2 separate regions of the Homo sapiens genome follow, and region 1 is linked to region 2. The links are chromatin contacts, found by Hi-C in ENCODE. All regions are on one chromosome and are shown on one strand. The core of a region is the stretch at or near the end of the contact, and the rest is flanking DNA. Distances in the headings are between cores, read along the strand shown. Region 1 overlaps LOC105378866 (a long non-coding RNA gene). Region 2 has its middle 42 kb from the start of LINC01787.

Region 1 (2,700 bases), core at 73-2,572, 100 kb after region 2:
TTTCTTCCACTGAGTCTATTTGACACCACAGGTAATAAGTGTGAACTGCCTGTATTGGTTTTTGTTGTTGTTGTTGTTGTTTTGAGACGGAGTCTCGCTCTGCCGCCCAGGCTGGAGTGCAGTCGTGCGATCTCGGCTCGCTGCAAGCTCTGCCTCCCGGGTTCACGCCATTCTCCTGCTTCAGCCTCCCGAGTAGCTGGGATTATAGGCACCCGCCATCACGCCCGGCTAATTTTTTTGTAATTTTAGTAGAGACGGGGTTTCACTAGTTAGCCAGGATGGTCTCGATCTCCTGACCTCGTGATCCGCCCTCCTCGGCCTCCCAAAGTGCTGGGATTACAGGCGTGAGCCACCGTGCCGGGCCAACTGCCTGTATTGTTGACTGCTGTACCTCCAGCAACTAGAATGAGGTTTAGTACATAGAAGATGTTTAATTCTGTTGAAAGGGCAAATTCCTTAGTGGTGTGCTCTGAGGTTTTATATGTGTGGCTTTTGCTTTTAGCATAACTTTGAGTAACAGTGGAGAGGAGAAAATAAAGATCAGGATCAGTTTCTTGGACAAGAGAACGTCCTTGCCTAAAAACCAAAACCAAACAGTTCAAAAAAAAAAAAACTATTGCAAAGCCCTCACTGGGTCTTGTTCTGCTTCAGAAATCTTGCAAGCCCTGCAGTGCGCCTGCTGGGAAGGTTATACAAAGCAGAGCCCACTCACAGAGGCCCAGAGTCGAATCATTGGCCCCCTCCCCCTTTGCATTCCTTGCCTTCCTCTTTTACTGTCGCTGAAACCTGCCCTATAAATCAGATTTAATTATCTATAAAATTTGGTGTAGAAAAGGATTTACTCATTAAAAATGTTCATCAACTTGCTACCCACGTTCCAGACTAATAGAAGCGGAAAAGGAACACCATGGAAACACCAGACGGGCTGGAGAGATAAGCAAGCTTTGAAATACCTGAACCTCGGTTAAATAGCAAGTTCCAGTTTCTGTATTTGCCTTCTAAAATATCATGTCAGGAATAAGTAAATGTCACCAAATAATCAACCTGTTTCGCTATCTTTTCTTTTTTGGTTACTTGCTTCAACAGGTTTTTAAAAATGGGTTTTCTTAGTTTACCTCCTTTGCCTGTGTGATACCCAAGATATTCTCCCCAGTGGTGTGTGTGTTTGCAAAATGTCATAATCCTCTCTACAGCCAAACACAACGGCTCGCATTTAGTCACAGAGTGAGGAGCAGTTAATTAATGAGAGCCAAGGGAGGCAGTGAGGAAACATTGGAGAAAAACGTAGCCAGAGGAAGATCAGAGGGGAAATGTCTGAAGTCAGTCCAAGATAAATCTTCAGTCCTTAGGGAAAGCCCTGGGGTAGATGATGTGGGCTGCCAACCAAGTTGGATTTTGTGTGTGTATGTGTGTGTGTGTGTGTGTGTGTAGCAGGGGGAGCAGTTGTTTGTTCTTTTTGTTTGTTTGTTAAAGTGTGGAAGCAGGGACTGTAGGAACTTGGGGAGAAAGAATGTTAGAGTAGCTTCAACAAGGCAAAGCTTCTATCTAAAATTGCACATTAATTTCCATGAAACTCTTCATTCGTGAAAAGGCAAAGATCTAAAACTTTTTCTCCTTTCTAGCACATGACAGGATTTTTGTCGTGACTTTCCTAAATTCTCACTGTGCCAAGCAAGCAAGAAAGTGCCCACAGGAGTGGGAGGGAAAAGACACATGGGATGGCAGCAAGGAAACCTGCCTAGAGGAGCCAGCCATCCCGTCTGTCCCCTCACTTCCTTCCAGAGAGAACGTCTTTCCTTGACAGCGCCTGCCTCCTGTCATTTCATCCCAACACTTTGCCCAGCCCGGGAAATCTGGATTTTCTTTTTAAAGAAAGATGTCTAGAGAGAAAAATAGAAAATGAACAGCCAATAGAAAGTGCAACAGAGCTTGTTGATTTGGTTCTGTCAGATGCCCCAAGTGTTCGTGGTAAGGCCCATTTTTTATTTCTAGAGACTTGTTTCATTTCACTTGCTGTATTCTTCTTTCTTCTGTGTGCCTTACTGTATATGTTCTTTTGTTGTTTGTCCCTAGGACCTCTTTCTGAGCCTTCCATTCGTGATTTATCTAATCTCATGAATTCACCAAAACTGACCCAAATTAGGGGTTGTGCATGTTTTAACTAAGTTTGGGGAAAACAGGTTGCTCCAATTGCTATCCAGTCATTAATAGGATGGGTTCTTGTTCTCAGCTCACATAAGATCTTTGAAGACTCATGCTCTTAGCTGGGCGCAGTGGCTCACTACTATAATCCCAGCACTTTGGGAGGCTGAGGCGGGTGGATCACTTGAGGTCAGGAGTTCGAGACCAGCCTGGCCAACATGGTGAAATCTCATCTCTACTAAAAATACAAAAAAAAAATTAGCCAGGCATGGCAGTACATGCTTGTAATCCCAGCTACTCGGGAGGTTGAGGCACGAGAATCACTTGAACTCAGGAGGCAGAGGTTGCAATGAGCCAGTGAGCCAAGATCACACTACTGCACTCCAGCCTGGGCAACAGAGTGAGACTCAAGAAAGCCAAAAAAAAAAAAAAAAAAGACACATTCTTGACCATACAACTGTAAGATTTCACAGATACACCACCCAGACTGATGGTCTGACTGAGTAAGGAGGCTTGGTCTTGGCCCAGTGTTTGCCCCAGGAGACTGTGGGGTTAAAA
Region 2 (2,700 bases), core at 165-2,664:
GGGCTACAGCCTGCCCTCAGTGGCACTTCAGACCTGTCAAGATAAAACGCCTAGGAGGAGCATAGCAGTATCTTGCAGTAGACACCATTGATGTGTAATGGAACAGTGGGAGTTGAAAGAATATGGGCAGGCCACAACAGCATCTGCCATAGTAAGTGTCTCAGAATGGTCCAGCTGTTGTCAGCCCAATAACCCCAGAAGTGCAGCCTAGAGGAGAGCGGGTTAAGCAGCATTTAAAACTTCTGGGCCGCAGTTGCTGCTTCCCCTTAATCTGACCAGATAGCTATTTCTATAAAATTCCTGTATAACCTCTTGATGCTAAAGATTAAAAAAAGAAAAAAAAAACTAAAAACAAGATGTTAATTGGCTTCAACTATGTGTGTCCAATCTCATTTTTCTCACTGACAGTTTGGGGTGGGATGGGGCACACGTTATACCTGGGTACCTGAGAATGGGCTCTAGGGGGGAAGCAGGCCAATGGGAAATCCTCATCCAAAAATGGAGCTTAGAGTTCACAAGCCCAAGCCAGAAGGGTACACATGCCTTAAAGCCCAACTGTACACAAAATCAAAAGCTAAGGAGGTCAGTTAAGAAGTAAGGGCTGGGCGCAGTGGCTCACCCCTGTAATCCCAGCACTTTGGGAGGCCAAGGTGGGCGGATCACGAGGTCAGGAGATCCAGACCATCCTGGCTAACATGGTGAAACCCCATCTCTACTAAAAATACAAAAAATTAGCCAGGCATGGTGGTAGGCACCTGTAGTCCCAGCTACTCTGGAGGCTGAGGCAGGAGAATGGCCTGAACCCAGGAGGTGGAGCTTGCAGTGAGCCGAGATCGCACCACTGCACTCCAGCCTGGGCAACAGAGCGAAACTCTGTCTCAAAAAAAAAAAAAATAGAAGAAGAAGAAGAAGTAAGGTCATGGCCGGGCGCGGTGGCTCACAGCTGTAATCCCAGCACTTTGGGAGGCCAGGGCGGGCGGGTCACGTGGTCAGCAGTTCAAGACCAGCCTGACCAACATGGTGAAACCCTGTCTCTACTAAAAATAGAAAAATTAGCTGGGCTTAGTGGCGGGTGCCCGTAATCCCAGCTACTCGGGAGGCTGAGGCAGAAGAGTCGCTTGAACCCAGGAGGCGGAGGCTACAGTGAGCTGAGATCTTGCCATTGCACTCTAGCCTGGGTGACAAGAGCAAGACTCCGGGAAAAAAAAAAAAAGAAAAAAAGAAAAAAAAGAAGTAAGGTCACCAAAGCCAATAGGCCTAAAGGCAGACCTAAAACTAGCTGCCTCAATCAAAGTAAAGTTAGATGCCACAACAAATAAACCCCTAATTCTCAGTGGTGTAACGTGAGAACTATTTCTCCTTCATGTAAAATCCACTACTCTTCCCACATATGACTCATGTTCCTTCTGTCTGTGGCTTCATCACTTACAAGTGGCTTGGATCTGCTGGATCCTCTAATTCTGGCTGACAGATCGGAAAAATAGAGGGTGAAAGACTAAGTGTGAAAGTATTACATGACAGGTCTGGAAATGGCACGCATTTCTTTGGCCTGGAAACCACTGGCAACAACTTAGTCACACTTCCCTCACGTAAATGCAGGGGGACTGGGAAACATAGATCCTGATTTAGAAGGAACTTCCTAGGAAAATCTCTGTACTGCGGAAGGGGAGCATGCTCTGGTAGAGAGTTAGTCATCTCTACCGCACAAGCCAAATCTAAACAGCTCAATAAGACAGGCATTACTGGAAGTGGAGCTCAGCAAGCTTGGACAAAATAAACCATGTGCCAATTCTTAAGCCAGCCAGAGACCAGATGCCTCTGGCATAGACATCCCTGCCAGTTAGGGCAAGATCCAGTTGATTAAGATACCGGAGTGGAATGAGCAATATGGGAAAACTGATCAATCAGAGAAAAAAAATCCCAGCATGAAAGCCACGATTTTTCCCCCTCCATTCCTCTCATCCAGAGATGGGCTGCCTGGCACAAAATTCAATCCGAATTTGAATTCTACTTAATATCAGCAATAGAATTTTTCATTGGCCTTGTTCTGCATTCAGTGATAAAAGCAGCACACAATTATTTTCGATTGGACCAATGAGATTGTGCTGAGAAGTCTCTGAAGACTGTCTGCTGAGTGCCAGTTGTTAATGAATCCCATTTGTCTTTCTTGATTAAGTCTGCTATTACCCCCGTTTAGTCCTGTCACCAACCCTTTAGCAAGAATTTTCATATCACTGTTTAGATGAGAAATTAGCCTATAAGAGCAGCACTCATCAATCAGGAGACAGTTTATTTAATACAGTTTACAGTTTATGAGTTCAAAAACTGTAGCCTCATACATTAGAAATGGATCCCTGTCCTAGACAGACAATCAGGGGGTTCAGTTCACTTGACAGGCATGGAGAAATGACTTTGAATGTGAGATATGCACTTAGAGAAGGGCTGCAGTATCACACGCCTGCAGCAGAGTATCAGGAGGCTTTCACTTCTGATTAGGAAATCCCCTTTGGTTTAAGCAAGTGCTTCATTTTAATACTTAACCATGCCTCCCTACAACACTGTGACCAGAAAATTCAAAATGAAATTTTAGAATAGAATCACTTCTTTGTGATACCAAATCTTTATTCTGGATTGCTATATCATTAAAACAGTTCGTGAAGAATATTTATCTGCTTCTTGAAATCATAAAGAGCAAGATAT

What was found. Hi-C counts contacts between places; a loop is a spot of excess contacts on that map. Pooled maps may share reads with other maps.
Region 1: a map with no recorded cell type shows a loop between it and region 2 (2.2-fold over the local background). The contact joins two enhancer-like sites. A Hi-C loop is called at or near these places in 4 of 37 single-sample maps with no recorded cell type and 2 of 50 pooled maps.

The regions. Positions count from the first base shown.
Region 1 is chr1:96,519,454-96,522,153 of GRCh38, forward strand. It overlaps LOC105378866 (a long non-coding RNA gene), which reads left to right. Exons shown (of 3, transcript XR_947618.2): 2 at 1,623-1,968. Among named protein-coding and RNA genes, the nearest start is that of LINC01787, 150 kb to the left of the region's middle. Within about 2 kb of position 1,323, at least 2 of the 41 ENCODE cell types and tissues checked have a DNase peak (open chromatin) inside an H3K27ac peak, as active enhancers do.
Region 2 is chr1:96,414,762-96,417,461 of GRCh38, forward strand. No RefSeq gene overlaps it. Among named protein-coding and RNA genes, the nearest start is that of LINC01787, 42 kb to the left of the region's middle. Within about 2 kb of position 1,415, at least 9 of the 41 ENCODE cell types and tissues checked have a DNase peak (open chromatin) inside an H3K27ac peak, as active enhancers do.